Regions from separate parts of the Homo sapiens genome. Here region 2 is linked to region 1. The links are chromatin loops, found by intact Hi-C in ENCODE. Cell type or tissue: endothelial cell of umbilical vein. All regions are shown on one strand. Each heading gives the region's core, and the rest is flanking DNA. Links, peaks and the distances in the headings are about the cores only.

Evidence for each region. Peaks named below come from ENCODE experiments on the same cell type or tissue, not always from the same donor. Only the 100,000 strongest peaks of a DNase experiment are listed, where the experiment ranks them.
Region 2: a loop joins it to region 1, with 6 times the contacts of the local background. A loop is called at or near these places in 2 of 110 quality-filtered maps.

Annotation. Positions count from the first base shown.
Region 1 is chr15:49,248,494-49,258,413 of GRCh38, reverse strand. The region is part of intron 5 of GALK2 (galactokinase 2); the gene reads right to left. Among named protein-coding and RNA genes, the nearest start is that of GALK2, 83 kb to the right of the region's middle. In endothelial cell of umbilical vein, for the core only: no CTCF peak of the experiment used is centred there; no DNase peak of the experiment used is centred there.
Region 2 is chr15:49,608,166-49,618,085 of GRCh38, reverse strand. It overlaps FAM227B (family with sequence similarity 227 member B), which reads left to right. Exons shown (of 16, transcript NM_152647.3): 2 at 2,843-2,965; 3 at 6,818-6,871. The coding sequence starts at 2,915. Among named protein-coding and RNA genes, the nearest start is that of FAM227B, 7.7 kb to the left of the region's middle. In endothelial cell of umbilical vein, for the core only: no CTCF peak of the experiment used is centred there; no DNase peak of the experiment used is centred there.

The sequences.
Region 1 (9,920 bases), core at 1,145-9,144:
GCCCTTATCCCAAAATCTCTGCTCAAACGTTACCTCATCAGACAGAACTTCCCTTACTTCCTTAAAATATACTAATACCCCCTGCCACTCTCCATCTCAAACCCTGCTTTTTCTTCAAGGCTTTTAACACTTTAGGTTATCTTTTCACTTATTTCTTTTCCATCACCCTTCTTTCCCCACTTAATTGTAAGCTCCATGAGAGCAGGCACTGCATTTTAGTAATTGCTCTACCCCAGTGCCAGGAATAGTGCCTGACACAAAATAGATATGTTATTAAAAATTGTTAATTGAATCAACATATGAGCTAAATGTAGTCTCTTTGAGTTGTAATATTTAAAGATACAAAGATTTTATTTTCCTCACAATACTTAAGGTGACTGTGAGTCCAATATTTGGTTGTATAAGATTATGGATAATTTTCTTTAATTTCTAATTAAATAAAATGTTATTTTATTATAATTATAATTAAAATTAAATAAAATGTTATTTTATTACAATTATAATTAAAATTAAATAAAATAATCCATAATCTTATAAAATAGAATATATTGCTTTTACAGTTAAAAAAATTTTAAGGAACATATAATCATTTCTAATGAGATCAGGAAAAACCTAGGGTTATTAAGAAATATAGTTTCACCCATTTAAGATGTTGTGCTGTATTTCCTACTTCTACCCATGGCTTTGGGAACACCCAGCTCATGAACTAGCCCTCAGTGCTAAAACTCACACTTGAAAACTGTATTCTCACTGCCATTGTGTTCAGTCAATATTTATAATTTTTAACTACAACACTTTAATTAGAAAATATTTAATTGATCTTAAATTTCTGATAAACAAAAACTCTAACTTTACTAGTTATAATAGCTATGTAATGCCTATTCTTTACACTAAAGGAGAATACAATCAGGGATAAAAGAGAGGTTTCCACATGCATCCAGAGATATTTATGCCTTTAGAAACATCTCCATTTTGGGTAGCCAATTATATTATATGAGTGCATCCCATTTCTTTGCCTCTGTTGCTCCTTTACCACCTCCCTGTGTAATAACTCCTTCATCTGAGAATGTAAGAGGCAGGTGACAAAATTCAGCGGGTTCAAGTGTGACATCCAAGAGGAACAGTCTTTACTAGAACTGTTACTATGACAACTTTACTAATTCACATGCTTAAATTTATGGGATTTATGTCTGTATATAACAGACAAAGCCTATTAGCAACTAGGCGGAACCCAGCAACTAGCACAAATGCCTAAAACTAATAATGACAGTCACCAGCCAGTGTGGCAGAGACACCAACAACTCAGAATAGACATCAGCCATAAGAGAGGCAGGAGAGAGACCAGTGGATCAACCCTGCCTGGAACATAATAACTCCTCAGTCAATGTGGATAAATGAATAAATCCTCTGGATTAAACCAAATTGTAAAATTGATAGAATCTCAAGTTAAAACTCAAATAATTATTTATGTCATCACCAGGAAATTATGTTGCAAATGAGATTACATTTTTTTAATTAATTCAGTTAGGCACCATACTGCCTGATCTAAATCAGTTGTGATTTGAGTCTATGGGGATCCAAACATTTAAAAAATAAATAGTCTCTATGCTTGAAAACCCCATGATGGTCTAGAGGGAAACATCTTTACAATACAAACTAAGAAGCGCTATAGTGAAGTTAAAAGTTAATAGGATATTGACATCTTACAGGCCAAGGAGCTTTAATCAAGGGGGCAACAGGGGAGAATCTATTTAACCAATTACATCTGGCTAAAGCTTGCAAATTGACACGGATGGTACTGAGTAAGCAAATATACGTGAATGGTTCAGTACCAGCAATACAACTATCTGTCTGCCTCCTATAGATGAGGAAAGGACTGTACTGTTTATCTTTTCTTGCTTCCAATGTGCTAACTACATGACTAGAGAAACCTGAAAAGATCAAATAACAATCAAATGATGGTTCCATCAACACCACCCATCTGGAAAGAAAGAAAAGGCTAAAACACATAAGAAAGCATGCACATGAAAGGCAGCTATCTGCCCATGTCAGGGCTCTCTTAAGTCCACCTGTTCCCTGCAGAAGCTCTGGCTTATACCAATTTATCTAGACGGGCTACAGTATCATTTTTACAGTTATATATACTACTGATCAGCCTCTTTTAATCTAACACAGAGCTCTAGAGAATTAAGCCTGTGTAGCATAAACCCCTTAAAAGATTACAATAATTACAGACACAAAGACATGTAAATATTTGTTAGTCAAACCAAATTCGCGTTGCTTGGTATTTTCTTTGGAGCCTGCCCATGTCATTATACTGAAATGTGATATATACAAACCCTAAGTGACTGCAAGTGAAATAATGTAACCCTATATACACAGTGGCAGTATAAAATTACATCTGCTTTGGTTATTTTTATGTTAGACATCTCAAACAGTTTATTCCAAGCTTAGTACATTTTGTTTCCTAAACAAAACAATGAAGAACATGAACAGACTTAAATAGCAGTGCAATAATGAATTGAAATTCCTTGACAAAATTGAGAATTTGTGATTTTTAAGTCATTGCTATTTTTCACTCATTTGACAAACATGCATTATTAATTAAAACATGTAATAGAAGACTATGTTATAGTCTCTATCATCACTTTTAATACACTTTTAAAGAACTTTTATTAACAAAAACTCCACCTTTATAAAGGGGAATTCATATGACATACCTAAACTATGGCATTATTTTGATAGACAGCAGATCTCTACCTATCTCTGTGTATTAAATAATGTTAAGTACAATTGGAGAAACAGAAACCATGTGATGCAATTCACCAAGAAGGACATCCATCACCTATACAGTATTCTTGGGGCAAAAAACCTTAGTCTCAATCTAATAATAAGGCAACCGTCTGACAAATCCAAATTCAGGAAATTTGAACAAAAAAATTTGGCCTGGACGCTTCAAAATTGTCAGTGTCATAAAAGACAAAAAAATGCTGGGGAACTGTTCTAAAATAAAGTAAACTAAAAAAATGAAAAAAAAACTAAATGCAATGATGATATTAATTAAATCCAATTATTGGTAAAACTGAGTATTATTATGAGTAGTATTTAATTCCTTTCTTTTTAATTTTTCAGATCCAGAATGTATTCAATTATCTTGAATAAGTAAATTCTCAATCAGAAAAAATTAAAAGAAAGAAAGAAAAAGAACAAGAAAAAGAAGTTCTAAAGGACATTACTATTGAGACAATTGGGAAATTTGAATATGAACTGCATATTAGATAATAATATTATATCAATGTTAAATGTTCCAATGATATAGTGTGGCATATTAAAGAATGCCTTGCTTTGAGGGGATGAATATTGATGTACTCAGAGGTGATGTCCGCAATTAATTCCCAAATGGCTCAGAAAAAAAAGTAGAGAGAAAGATAAAGCAAATGTGGCAAAATGTTTCCAAGGATCTATGTGAAAGACATACATGTTCATTGCCTATTCTTGCCTCTTCTATCCTTTTGAAATTTTCTCATAATTAAAAGTTGGAAAAAAATTTTAAGTGGTACATTAACAATACATCTAATCATGTGTGTGTGAGAGATGTAACATCGCTGTCAATAGGTAACAATATTATCCCAAATAATTGAAGAAAATCAATGAAAACTTCTAAATATAAAAGCACCCTGCATTAACACATAGGTTTCTGTGAACTATCCCTAAAAAATCTACATCTTTTAAATTTTTCCAATAAATTTCTTCCTTTATCACCAAATTTTCTTTTATCCAAATTCTCTGCTTTATCACCAAATTTAAACCATAGTGACATTTGAAGAACTATTTATAAAACCTGATGAGAATTAAAATATTTTGTCATGAAAATAAATATAAATACAAATTAAATTATAAAAATAAAAAGGAGCACTTTCATTACAATGAAAAGGTCTTGACAGCATAAAGAGTCCTGATTGCTTAGATTTTTGCTTATATTTTACAAAGCAATAACATAATTTTATCAGAAGAAGAAATAATCAGATAATCTCTGAATGCCTTTGTAACCACAGGACTCATCACCAATTTTACTTTCTCTGTAACTTACTTAAAATGTAAGAGATTTATGGTCTTTGATGGTCACAAATAAATTCCACAGGGTCTTGCTTCACTTTAATTTATATAAATACAGTCAAAATTAACAACCAGTTGTTAATTCATCCAAATATAGTACTAACACTAGGGGAAAATGGCTGCTTTACAGATGAAGGTAGTTCACTAATTCAACCCAATCCAATTACTTGCCTCCTTTATGTCAGGCACTGTAAAGATGCTCATAAGAAAGTGATACAATCATCTCTCTTTAGGGAGAAAAGTTTTAAGGTTATTTACAATTTGCCAGACTAACTGCACTTCTTTTATTCTTAACAAATTTATATGTCCTTCAAGATTGAAAATTCATCCCTATTGTCAATACCAGTGGCTGACCCAAGATCCAGAAGGGCTGAATGAACCTAAGCCTATCCACCCAATGACTGTGCCCCTCAACAGTTTTGTGTAGTTGTTGTTGATGATGATGATGATGATGATGCTTGGTGTTTTAAGGTCCAAAGATGAAATGGGGACAATGTTAATATACTATAAAAGTGAAATCTTCCATATCTCTTTGATATAACATAAAGTCTAGAGTCCTAAGTAAACACTCCTATAGCTAGGCTCCAGGAAGTCTCTGAGAGGCAGGGCTCTGGTCTAAGAAGTTGGCAGTTGTACCTTACTTAACAGAGTTAAATGGCCTATCATATGGATCATGGTACAGTTCTTTGAAACTTTCCAAGTGCTAAACAGATGGTAAGTTACATTATTCATGATTCAAAAGTGTATGTCTTACTGCACAAATGCTATTGGAAAAAATATTCCTGCTGGCTGCTCTGCCTATGAAGTAGTGATTCTTTTATTCCTTTAGTTGCTTAATAAACTTGCTTTCACCACAAAAAAAAAGAAAGAAAGAAAAAATATTCCTGCTTACAATGCAAATCAGTCACAGTTTTGGTTCCTCTGAGTAAGCGTCTAAAGATAAAAGGTCACACCTGTAGTAGACAAGAGAACCCTGGGATCCATTTAGTGGAGATCTCCTGAGAGATGCTAAGTAAAATCCCTGAGTCTATGAGGCTCCCTGTGTCCAAGTACTTCAAAATGAAATGAGAGATTATAGAGTATTTTCAACTCAAGGAAGATAAAATTGAATGCACATATAATGATCCTATGCTATATGTGATTAAATATGACTAAAGTGACTTTTGCTTCACAATTGTTAGTTTAAAAGAAGTCAAACAGAAAATTAGTTTGAGCAGGGATAAATATTTGCAACATATAATAGATGAATGGTTAGCATATGAAGAGTTCTTATAAAGTAATAAGATGATTGATAAATACTCCAGGAGAAAATGAGCTGAGTTGATATACAGCCAAATCAAAAAATGCAAGTGATCAATAAAAGACATGGAAAAGATTAAACATTTAAACTATCTAATTAAACTATCTAATAATTAAAGAAATGGCCATGACAACATCTTTCAGATTAGGAAAGATTTAAAAGATTGATAGAACTTCAGTAGTAGGAAAATAGATCCTCTCATGCAATGTTGCTGCATTGCTGGTAAAATCTTTCCGGATTGGGCAGTGTATTTCAAAAGTAAAGTTATCATATCTTTTAACCCAGTAACTTTATGTTCTGGGATTTATGTTAAATAAAAAAGTGAATAAGTATGAAAATAATTGTCTACAAGAATATTCATCAGAGCCTTCTTTATAATAGTGGAAACTTGAAAACAACCTACATTTCCATCATAGAGGTCTAGTTAAATAAAGTATAGCATATCCTTATAAAGAAATATTATTAAGTATTAAAACTGATATTATACAAAACCCTGGAAACAACTGAAATGTCCAATAGTCAGGCCAATTTTAGAACATTACCATCACACCAAAATCTATAATTGGGCATTATAGTATGACCGTATATTAGAAAACAAGGCAGCCATTAAAGAGAATTCAGTATATGTAGATGTGCTGACATGGAATGATTCCCAATTTATGGTTTTAAGTGAAAAAGCAAAGCAAGGGGAAAGATGTGTGTGTATGTGTGTGTGTGTATAATTTTTTTTTTGAGACGAAGTCTTACTCTGTCACCCAGACTGGAGTGCAATGGTGCGATCTCGCCTCACTGCAACCTCTGCCTCCCGGGTTCAAGCAATCCTCCTGCCTCAGCCTCCTGATAGCTGGGATTACAGGTGCTCACCATCATACCCAGCTAATTTTTTGTATTTTTAGGAGAGACAGAGTTTCACCATGTTGGCCAGGGTGGTCTCAAACTCCTGACCTCAAGTGATCCACCCGCCTTTGCCTCCCAAAGTGCTGGGATTACAGGCATGAGGCACCGCACCGGGCCAATATATACATATATTTATATATAAAATTTTCCTGGGTGTTTTACAAAAAGGGCAAACATATGTATATATTACATTGGATAGAGTATTTCTGGAAGGATTCATTAAAAATCTTTTAACAGTGGTTGATCCTAGGGTTGAAGAAAGTCTTGCTATTTTTTATGTTTAGGAAGTACAGAACATAGAGAAAAGTATATAAAGCATAAAAATAAAGCTTAATAATTTGTCACAAAGGAAACATCCTCGTAACCACCATCAAGGTTAAGAAATGAAGCACTTAGAATCAGAGTGGAATGATGGTTGCTGGTGCAGGGTGAGGTGGATGGGGAGTTACTAATCAACTGGCATAAAGCTTCAGTCAAACAAGCTGGACAAGCTCTAGAGATCTGCTCTACAACATTGCACCTATAGTCAATGATAATGTATTATACATTTAAAATTTTGTTAAGAGGGTAGATCTCATGTTAAGTGGTCTTGCCACAATAAAAGAAAAAGTAATGAACCTCTGCCAGCACTCTAGAAGGTCTCTTCATGTCTCTACCTAATCATTTCTCTTCCCTAATTCCCAAAGGCAGTCATTATACTGAATTCTACTAATTTGCTAAGAGTTTTTATCATGAATGCATGATAAATCTTATCAAACTCTTTCCTTTATATATCAAGATGACATGTTTTACTGTTAATATGGTAAATAACACTGATTTTTAAATGATAAACCAACCTTAAATTCTTAGAATAAACTCATCTTGGCCACAATGTATTAGCCTATAATATTACCAGATTAAATTTGTGAACATTTTGTTCAGAATTTTTTGTATCCAATGTCATGAGAGAGATTGACCTGTAATTCTCTTTTCTTGTGATGTCCTTGTCAGGTTTGGTATCAAGCTATCACATTTGGTTTGGCAGAAAGGTTTTACTGGCCTCATAATACAAGTTGGGAAGTGTTCTTTGTTTTCGTATTCTTTGGAAGAATTTGTATATGCTACTTTTGCATGACATTTCCATTTTTATGTTAATCTAATCTCCCTACTGAAATTATAAACTTCTAAGGCCCAAAGACTGTATCTAAGTTTTCCTATATCCTGAGAATCCAACCGTTTGCTTTGGATATAGTAGGATTTCAAAAAAATATCATTATAACTTTGACAAAGAGTATAAAATCTGTCAACTTATTTAAAAAATCCAATTCACATTAATTATATACATGAAAATGTATAATTTACTTCCCTGTCTTTTAGGACATCAGAAGGATCACAGAATGTTAGGGCTGGACCTCATCTCCAGGGTTTTCCGATGTCTATGATACTGATTATATCAGACAATATGGTATAATTACATTATACCATAGGTAGCAGCATGGCTGAATAGAAAAGTATCCATTTTGGATCAAAAATATGTGAGCTGGAATCCAGACAACTCCAGTTACATGTGATTTGTCTTTGGTGACATTATATAAATTCTCTGAGCCTCATATTTTCCTCTGCAAAATTGAAATAGTAGTAAAACTTATTTACAAGACTACCACAAAGTTAGAGTTGATGTGCATAAAACATCTAGGTGCTTAACAGTAATTTTTTTAAAAAGACATCTTTTACTCTCATGAAAATTCTAACATAAAACTTTAAAGTCATATTTTGCAGTAATAACCTCCAAATCTTTGTGTCTCCAATACTGCAGTGCATGCTTTAACCAGTCTCATTTATTAACCTTTTCTCTTTGAATCACTTTCTTCTCCACACAATATGATTTGGCTCCTTACTCTTCCCATGACCACTGTTAGAAATGCTTGTTCCCCGGTGCCATAAAGAAATAGCACTTGAACATAAATTTAATTTCCTCAGCAAGGCCATTTTTACTTTCTGCAGAAAGGGTACACTCGCCAGCAGTTTTACCACAAGAGTACACCAAACAAAGGAGACAGAGTCATTTATAACCTGACGCGTCCACCCTACTGCTATGTCCGGTTTCCATTGGCTAGTACGGGACCTCACATTCTGTATTTGTCCCAATTGGCTAGCAACTTAGAACTTTTTAAAAGAGGCACGGGCAGACGAGAACAAAGGAAGGAGGAAGTAACTTGTGGAATGCTGAGAAAGGTAAAAACACCTCCAAATAAGGAAGAGGAACAGGCTATAACCTAATGCCCGCTTGGACCAGTATAAGCATGCCAGGGCAAATATTTAGGCTAAATTGTGGGAGCTAAGAACATAAAGTACATTGATTTCTTTATTAGAGCTAGCAGATATTTAAGAATGTTAGCACAGCTCTTTGAATAAATTTTGCTTCTAAGAGAAGTACTATTTATTCCTAATTAGACAGGGAGGAGAGTCTCTTTGAAAAGGAACCTCTACTTTACTTTTTATACCACCAATACAGTCAACAAAACTTCATACAATTACAAAAACTTCCCTGACTACTAATTTATTTTCCTACCTTACCTATTTTCTTGCTAAACTCTTTCCCTGAACTTCATCAAAATCTCCTATCAGGAAGGTCAGAGAACTGTAGGTATTAAGCCAGTTTAACTGAGTCATCCTTGTGAAGTTAAAGGAAGAACTATTCTCACCCTTATTTTAGAAACAGAAACTGAGGCATAGGGAAGTTATCACAAGTTACAGAGCAAATTGGCCACAGAGGGGACAAAGTTAAGTCAGTCTTTCATTGTCTTCCTTACTCTATCAAATATTAGTCTGGGAGTCAGCATAGGTAACTCTTGACCAAGATGGCTACCATAACCTCTGTGAAACAGAAATGCATGAAAATAAATGAGAAACACTTCTGAATTTGGTAGGGGGGTTATCTATCCTTGTATTTTCATCTTTAAGTTATGTTCAATGCACACAACTGATGTAGTAGGTAAAGGCTATGCACATATGTGTAGTACTTAATATCACTTGCATTATTCCAGTTAATTATTTGAATACTGTGTAACACTTAACTTATTGTAGGGTGCAAGTCAAAATCTGGAGGCCTTGAAACACAGTCACTGAGTAATAACGATTTAAGGATCACAACAAAAGTTCAAAACACAACTAGGCATACATATTAATTTGTAGCAACAGTGGTTTCATTTGAAACCACTTGCAAACAGTGACACACACTCCTCAAATCTGCTGTTCCCTAATTATGCTTGTTTGCCTTCGTTTACGCTAAAGGTAAACAAGTATTTAGCCTAGGAAAGAAAACGGAAAAAAAACCCAGAAGTGACCCAAACAACGTCTGCAAAGACAAATAGCTTAGTGTCACATCACCCAAGTGAATCCAAACTACTCAAAATCATTAAAGAAATGATTCAGTCTCCAATCCTACTCCTAAAAAAGGATACAACCAGAGGATCTCTTTTAATTGACAAAACTACGTGAATGGTTTTGTATTTACATTATTAACCTAAAACTTAGAACACATTTAAACACAGGCCACCCAGAGCTAACACTATAGCTTCCTGGTTTTTGTACCAGTGAGCACATGGCTTCAGTCCATGTTCAACAC
Region 2 (9,920 bases), core at 1,921-9,920, 360 kb before region 1:
CTAAATTACCCTGGATTGTCTGGGTGGCTGGACATAATCAAAGAGTTCTTATGAGAGGAAGACAAGATGTCAAGAGAGGGGAGAAGACTCTACACTGCTGGCTTTGAAGATAGAGGGAGGAGCTCTGAGCAAAGGATAGCAGGTGACTGCTAGAAGCCCCTTTTCTCACAAAAAGATCTTCTGGGAGAAAAAATTATGTGTATTAAGCCATTGATATTTTGTGTTTTTTTTGTTACACAAGTAAATTTACTATGCTGGGCGACAAGAGTGAAACTCTGTCACACACACACACACACACACACACACACAAAACATGAAAGGAGCATAGCCCTGCAGACCCATTTCAGATTCCCGACCTCTAGACCTGTGAAATAATAAACTTTGTGATTTTTTAAGCCACTTTGTTAGCTGTTTGTTACAGCAGCAATAAGAAACTAATATGAGATGAATTTTTTTTTAGTATCTTGCAAATCTGAAAAATGCCACACATTTAATTGATGCTCTGTTTATATTTAAATTTACAGATTGAAAGTCATTTTCTGGCATAATCCTCTAAATTATTGTTTTTTTATCCTCTGATTCTTGTTTACTTTAACATTTTTGTTCTAGTTTCTAGAAGATTTCTTCAGCTATTTTTCACTAGACTGTTGTTGAATAATTTATATCATATTTGTACTTTGCATTTTTTCTTATTCTGTATTCATTTATAACATGCAGTTTTGGTTTCAGGGATGCATTATCTTATTATAGCTCTCTATGAGTCTTAAAGACTTTTTTGAAGTTTCCTTCTGTTCCCCACATTGTCTGTATATGCCTAGATTTTATTTTTAGTCACTTGTTTGGATTTCCATTTTTTAAAAATATTTTTTATTTCACAATTAGTCCATAAATAATAATCTTTAGCTTTCTATCCATTTTGAAATACAAGGATTAAAATGGTGATAGAAAGCCTCATGGTGTCTCAACAGGAATTGTCAAGCATTCAGCTTCATAGTAGAGCAAGGTTTATCATTGGAAGTTTCTCAAACATTTAAAGAAGAAAAGGGACTAATAAAGATAAGAATAAATCAATGAAATTAAAAACAAATGTGCACTAAAGAAAAGCAACAAGGCCAAAACTGGTTCTTTGCAAAGATTAATAAAATTGATAAGCCTTTAGATAGACTGACCAAGATAAAGAAAAGTACAAATTTCAGAAATGAAAAATGAAACATCACCACAGACACTACAGATTGCAAAGATAATAGGAGGATATTAAGAATAAATATTTATATCAAAATACTTGACATTTCAATTTTTCTTGAAAGATAATTTACCAAAATTAAGAAGTAATAGAATAGCTGAATGATCCTATATTAATTTTGATAGCTTATATCTGTATTAGTCTACCTAGGATGCTGTAATAGAATACCACAGAGTAGATGACTTAAACAACAGTAGTTTATTTTCTCACAGTTTTAAAGGCCAGAAGTCCAAGACCAAGGTGCCATCAGTGTGAGTTTCTAGTGAGGCCTCTCTTCCTGGCTTGTAGACCACTGCCTTCTCACCATGTCCTTACAAAGCCTCTTCTCTTATATAGACAGAGCATCAGTTAAGTGTGTGGCATTTTTCACATCTGCAAAATGCTAAAAAAAAAAATCACTCTTTCTCCTCATATTAGTTTCTTATTGCTGCTGTAACAAACAGCCAACAAGCAAAGTGGCTTAAAACAACACAAAGTTTATTATTTCATAGTTCTAGATATTTTCACAGATAAAATATCTGTGTGTATATGGAGAGAGAGTATAAGCAAGCAAGCTCTCTGGTGTCTGTTCTCATAATGACACCAATCATATTAGAGCCCCACTCTTTTAGTCTCTTTTAACCTTAATTGTCTCCTCAAAGGCTCCATCTGCAAATAAAGTCACATCTTGTTATAAGTGTTAGGGCTTGAACATATGAATTTGGGGTGGGGGCATGATTAGGTCCATAACAGTATCCTTAATTTAAAACTCCCCCATAATTTCAGGTTCAGGTTCAGGGAACATAACTAGCAGTGTCCACCAAACATTTAAGGAAGAAAGGAAGAAATAGTACTGATCTTTCAGATTTTAAATTCTTTCAGATAATAGAAAAAAATAGAGGCATTTCCCAACTCATTTTTTTTGAGACCATAATAGCCTTAATTCCAAATCTTCACATTATAAGATAGAAAAATTCAGGCCAATCTTTCTTATAAACATTATAATAGCTTATATTATTAGCCTTCCCTTGTCCATTTCTTGTTATATGCATGTCGTTTGTCATGTGACGTAGTAGAACCTCCAGCTTCATGAGCAGAATATATTTTCCAGCCCTTCCTCCCCTGCTGCGTTAGTCCGTTCTCACATTGCTATAAAGAACTACCAGAGACTGGGTAATTTTAAAGAAAAGAAGTTTAATTGACTCACAGTTCCACAGGCTGTACAGGAAGCATGGCTGGGGAGGCCTCAGGAAACTTACAATCATGGCAGAAGGTGAAGGGGAAGCAGATGCGTCCTACATGGCTGGAGCAGGAGGAAAAGGGTGAAGGGGGAGGTGCTACACACTTTTAAACAACCAGATCTCATGAGAAGTCTATCACAAAACAGCACTAGGGGGATGTTGCAAAATCATTAGAAACCACCCCCATGATCCAATCACCTCCCACCAGGCCCCACCTCCAACACTGGGGATTCCAACAGTTCAACATGAGATTTGAGTGGAGATACAGAGCCAAACTATCTGACTTGGTAAAAGTCAGAAGTGAGGTTTGTGGGTGAGGGGAAAGGGATTGTTTGGCTGAGTCATTTATTTTTGCATTTGGGTGTCTTTCATACCCCAGTTTGGTCGCCCAACTCACATTGAAGCCTAAGACCCAGCTGATTTCTCTTCATTTCTGCAAAGTTACTGTACCATGGCAGGCCAACGAACATGTCAAAGGAGGAGCAGCAGAGCTGGCCCCGGGGTAAGGAAGCTTCCACAGCTTTATGTTCACTTACAAAGGTTATATTTCTCTTGGAATTTCAGGTAATCAGGGCTCCCAGGTAGAGCTGGCTTTGTCACTGAAACACCAAGGGTTTGGTCTAGGTCTTAATGCTCGCTGCACAGATGGCCAATCACTGAGATGAGTATTGCCAAGGAAGAAAGCTTTAATAGGGTGCTGCAGCCGAGGAGATGGGAGATCAGTCTCAAATCCATCTCCCTGACTGACTAAAATTAGGGTTTTATATAGCAAGGAAGAAATGTAACCATGTGTGGGAAAACAGAAATTAGGGAGTGGTGGTAAGAAGGAGGAGTTGGTTAACAGGAAACAGGTAGTCAGTTAGGCAATCATGATGGGTGATGGTGAGGAGTCTAGAGGCTAATTGTCAAGATATAGTGATTTGGTATGTTTTAGTTCCTTGACACTATCTGGGAGGCCTGATGGTTAGTTTTCTGGGAAAGGAACTCAGATAAGACCAATGTAACTTTCTCAAGTTTTAAGACTAGAAGGATTAATTTCTATATTTATTTAAAGAAACCATAAACATTAGTTCTATGGGACAGTTAGGCTTGTTTTTAGCTTCATGGGTTTACAACTTCTGCAGTTGCACAGGGCCTTATGCTGAGAAGTACATGCATTTGGTTTAATGCTCTGATGTTATTATCTTCAAACTCAATAATTTTGAACAAGGAACTCTGAATGTTTACAAGTTATTTAACTGGTCCTGCCTCCTGGCATTCACCACTTTTCACTAACCCCATAGAAAAATATGATTTTTTTTTTGTCCAAGTTTGTCTTATTATTATCATGGAAGTGTAGGTGTTTTATATCCTTCTACATCCTACCAAAAGTAGAAATCTGTTTAATTTATACCTTACCTTATTTTAATTTTACCCCAAAAGAAACATGGAATTTTTGAAATTAGTTAGAACTTCACTATGCAAGTTTCACTTTCTTCACTTTTCTAATTCCCTTTAATTTAAATGTGCATATTATTTTTGGTGCTTTGTACTTGGAGTGGTTTGACAGCCATTACAAGAAAAAAAAGTCAATGCTTAAATTGTTTTCATTAAGTTTGATTCTGTATATTTGTAAATGTATTGTGAGTTCCTTCTAGCCAAATTGCTATACCCATGAAGCTAGAGATATTATATCGTGAGTATTTTTCTGTCTGTAAGCCTTTTGCATGCACCATCTCTCATATCTCTCATTCTTTTCAATTTGACTAGCTCTAGAGTTCCCTGTTTCCCATAACATGTTCTTCACATCTCTATGCATCTTTGCTTCTGTCTAAACATTTGCTTTCCTTTTTCAAATTTTTATTTTTAATTTTTAAGGGTACATCATAAGTATATATATATTTATGGCATACATGAGATAATTTTTGATACATACAATATATAATAATTATATCAGAGTAAGTGGGGTATCCATCATTTCAAGCATTTATCACTTATTTATGTTGTAGACATTCCAATTATACTCTTTTATTTATTTTAAAATGTGCAGTAAATTATTGTTGACTATAGTTAGCCAGTTGTGCTATCGAATATTAGATCTTATTCATTCTCTCTAGCTGTTTTTATTTGTCCGTTTGTTTTTTAGAGAGAGTCTCGCTCTGTCACCCAGGCTGGAGTGTAGTGGCACAATCTTGGCTCACCGCAACCTCCGCCTCTGGGGTTCAAGCGATTCTCTCACCTCAGCCTCTCGAGTAGCTGGGACACCTGGCTAATTTTTTTGTATTTTTATAAGAGACTGGGGTTTTACCGTGTTGGCCAGGCTGGTCTCTTGTACTGTTGACCTCAAGCAATCCACCTGCCTTGGCCTCCCAAAGTGCTGGGATTACAGGCGTGAGCCACCATGCCTGGCCACTCTGTTTTGTTTTGTTTTGTTTTACCTTTTTTTAAAATTTTTTATGGAGATTGGCTCTTGCTGTGTTGCCCAACCTGGTCTCAAACTCCTGGGCTCAAGCAGTCCTCCTGTCTTGGCCTCCCAAAGTGTGCTGGTATTATAGGCATGAGCCACTGTGCTTGACCCTAACCTATATTTTTGTACCCATTGACTATACCCACTTTCCCCTCACTTCCCACTACCCTTCTCGGCCTCTGGCAACCATCATTCTATCTCTATCTCCATGAGTTCAATTGTTTAATTTTTTGACTCTCACTAAATACTCATTTTCTATAATGGTTGTCACATACACTCTTTATCTTCTTCTTGTATTATCAGTTATATATTTTCTTATATTCATCATATATTTAGATGAATGAAATATCCCCCAATTCAAATATGTAATTATTTTTTAGCATTTTTTTCTAAAACATGAACTTGTGATTCTGTAATCTTGACCACTTTATATATTGATATGAAATATGTGTTTTAATAAATAAAAATGTAGTACAATCTTTTCAGTGATATCATCATGGATATTAGGATATTAGACTTCTGAATTCCTCTTATTTTTGCCTTCTCACTGGATTTTCATTCTCTAGAAGTATTTTTATTATTTTTCAAGTACCTATATATTTCTGACATTCATCTACTCATTTATGCTTTAATTTATGCACACTGCGAGTACTTATTATGCATTGACTATGAACCAGCCACTGTGTGAAATTTAGAAAATTCAGCCATGATTCACATATACACCATGGAATACTATGCAGCCATAAAAAATGATGAGTTCATGTCCTTTGTAGGGACATGGATGAAGGTAGAAACCATCATTCTCAGCAAACTATCGCAAGGACAAAAAACAAACACCGCATGTTCTCACTCATAGGTGGGAATTGAACAATGAGAACACATGGACACAGGAAGGGGAACATCACACACTGGGGCCTGTTGTGGGGTGGGGACAGGTGGGAGGGATAGCATTAGGAGATATACCTAATGTTAAATGACGAGTTAATGGGTGCAGCACACCAACATGGCACATGTATACATATGTAACAGACCTGCACGTTGTACACATGTACCCTAAAACTTAAAGTATAATAAAAAAAAATAGCCTCTCCAAGGAATTGGCCGGCTACAAAATAAACATACCAAATTAAAAAAAAAAAAAAAGAAAATTCAGCCATGATTGCACCATAGTTTCTATCCTCATAGAGATAATCTGCTGTATGTTACCACGGAGAAAACTTTGGGGGATAAGAAAGGCTTGATGGACAAAGTGACTTTTAATTTGTTATTTGAAGTAAGAGTTAAATAGGCCAAGAAAGGATTGAAAGAGGGTTTGGGAAAGGGAGACTTCTGGGCAGAAGGAAGAATGTAGGCAAAGTCTCTAAGGCGAAAAGGAGAAAGTTGTGGTCTGGATTAAAATTAGTTTGTGTAATGTTGAATACATTTTGAAATCACAAAGAAACTACTAAAAAATGTGATTTTTATCTATTAGACTGAAATATCCAAACATTTAAATTTATTTTAACTATGTAACTAGTTAACTTTTTAAAATACTTTATCAGCAAGAACATATTATATTTTTGGCTCTGGATTTATTATAGAGGCTATCCATGATAGCCCAAAATATCTTGGAACTCTTTTAGGAATCTGAAATGAGGACCTAAAGCAAGATTCATGTGGAGTTTTTCTCTAGGGCTAGTGTATAAGAGGGAAGCCTATTACAAAATTTGGTTTGGAGGCTAAGAACTTAAACATTTATGTGTGTCCCTTTTCAAAGTGGAGGGATGGTATAAAGTGAGCATTTTATGATATCTTACCGCTCTGAAAATGATAAATAGAGTATCATTTTATTTAAGTAAATTATTTGTAAATATTATGAACAGTCTAGTGAGTTTATGCCAATGAACAATGTTGATATTACTTTATTAGAAAATGCAAGAACCTCCAAAGAGCATTGAAGAATTCTTAAAGTTTCAAAATTGGGTGAGTAAAGCATCTTATTTTATGTGCCATTACATCATTTTAAAATATCAGTTATGGAGATTTAGAAGGCTTAGAATAAACTTTAAGACTAGAAATTTCAGAAATATGTTTCAATGAGGAAAGTGTGTATATAAATACTTATGTCCTTTGAGTAGGCTCTATGTTGTAGTCTTCCCTCTTGTCAACATTCTATTCTCTTTTTCACATTAAAAAAATTCTAGCCCTATACAGACATTTCTATATACTTTTGTTATTGTAAGATTTTTGTCTTATGTATTTACACCTTAAAGAATATCCAACAGTTATGCTTACTTATCTCATTTATTTATGCACCACACCTGAGACAGGTAATCTGTAGAGGTGTTACATCAATATTCCTTGATTATTGAATCAGAGTGAAAAATTCAAAATGTGTTTTCATGTTAAAAGTTCAGTTTCCATTGTTATGCAAAATTACTGACTTCGCCTGGGGTTATTGGACTTGCTAAGTCTTCCCTTGGATCCATGCATCTGCAAGTGTGAAGGTCATATTTGTTTTGCATTGAGGAATGTCAAGTAAGGGCCAGAAGAAAGATGTCAGTATAGAAAACAGAAAAAAGGTGGCTTTTTAATTAGATATGTTTGTATTTTGAGTGGATTGGAATATAAATAATTTACATTTATTTATGCTTAAATGTAAATAGTATTTGCTATGATTAAACTGCTAACAATGTAGTTTCAGAAATATCTACTTTTAAATATCTATCTTCTGTTTTTATATTTGTTTAGACAAGTTTTTTTTTTTTTTTTTTTTTACTTTCAATGTTTTGGGAAAGGATTGCGCTCAGATGAAAACATTCTTAGTCATAAAAGTTTACTTCAGTCACATGGTGTATCTAAGTATGTTGAAATACTTTTGGAACAAACTTTTTGTAACTATTTTGATTTAAATAATGATGCAAATGTGCTGCAGCCTAATGACAATGTTTAAGGACTTTTTAATGTTTTAAGTTTTAAGTTAAAATTAATCTAAATTCAGCAAATAATGGAGACTGTATTATTATACATGTTTGAGGACCTAGGATTTTAAATAAAAAATTCTAATTATTTGAAGTAGTAAATATGTTATCCCTTTGCTTAAATTGAGAATGATACCAATCAAATCAAGATAGTGGGTTTATGCCAGCTCTTCACTAAATACAGGATAAAAATCAAATCAAACCATGTCTTATTAATAGTATGTCAGTAGTATCATCTTTGTATGCAAAGGATATATTTATATTTGTATTCAAAGGCTATATTTATAGCCTTCAAGTTTTATCAGGTAGCATTTGATAAAACAACATATCCATCTGTATCATTTTGTCATTTATAGGTTTCTCTGTAAATCTTTTCATATTTTCTGAATTTCCCAACCAAATACCCATATTCTGTAGTTATTTTTTATGGTTTGACTATGTTTATACATTGCCAAACTATTGGATATTTGAAAATATTCAGGAATAAAATGACTAGATGCTTAATTTTTTGTTTGCTATACAAAGTCTTTGTCCAATAGACAATGGTAGAAAAGTAGTGACTGCCATGAATTCATTTAAGAAATATTTTTGAACACCTGCTATGTGCCAGGCACATAGATGCTTAGGATATATCAGTGAATAAAAACAAGCAAAGATGCCTGCCCTTATGGAGCTATTATTCTTTTAGAATTGAATCATGTTATTAATCCAAGCTCTGCTGTTAACTAGCATTATAATAGTACTTGCAACCTACATGTTAGCTACTTGTTTCTCTTGTCTTCTACTTAATCTTTTATCATATCATCTAAAGTCCTCTCTTTTTTGCCAGTTCCTACCATTTCTATCTTTTTTGGTAATTTTAATATTTTATATCATCTACTCCTCTCTTTCACCTCTTCCTATCTCCTGTTGTACTTCTGTGTATCTTTTTATCTTCAATTGTTTTTATCCTCTCATTTCTCTATTGATCATTTCCCACATTCCCTTTACTCCATCACAATTCTATTTCTAGTTTTATTTTTATAAAAATATTTTTATGTTTTTATAACATCTTCTTTTTCCACTATTGTTGTATCAGTGTCAGCTCTCTTACTTATCCTATTCATTCACTCATTTAGTTACTTCCGTTCACTACCCACTATTTGCCAGATATTTTTCTGGGCACTGGAGTTACAGCTATGAACAAAGACAAAAGATTCTACTCTTAAGGAATCTACATTATCTTCCCCCTTTTTGTCTCATCTCTCTTTACTGTCACACTTTAAAAAATTCTTTTTGGTTCTTCAAGTACAAAGTGTTGATTCCAATTTCTTCCATATTTATATATTATACTTTTGATTTTTCATGTTATTTATTTCTTATTACCTTTTTTCTGTGTCCATGCAACTTTTATCTGGTAGAACTTTAATTCATCTTTTCTTAGTTCATCAATGTTAATTTTTGTTAACAGGCCTGTTAGATTCGTAATCTGTGTCTGAAGAGTACTCCATGATATGATTTTTCTTAGAGGATCAAAATTATTTTATGATAGAGAAAATAATAATTTCAATCCCATTCTCTTTTTTGAGGGAATAGCCTGATTTATTTGCTTATTTGTTTATTCATTTATTTATTCATTAATCCATTTAAATCCTTATATCAAAGCTTAATATAAAGGAAAAAGAGCTAAATAATAGTCACTTTTCTTACTAATTCTAGTCATGCTTCTTATTTCTTACCTTCTGTTTGATACTTCAGCATTGTCTCTTGGGCTTTGGGACATGGGTGAAGACTTACCCATATATTCAATAAAAAAAATTCCTCTCTAAACTCCACGAGAGCCCTTTTGTCTGTCTACTCTCCCTTCTCCATCTCTAGTTTTATATTAGCATATAATAATTTGTGCTTCTGCCACTGCCAAAGTTAATTGCTATAATTAAAATAAACATGACAAATACATAGCCAATTCTTGCTTCACTGACCCTGTTTTAAACAAGGTAAATGTTCTTCTTACTTATCACTAAGGACCACAGCGCTATAATGTAGAATTTAACTCCTTAGGGAACAAAAAC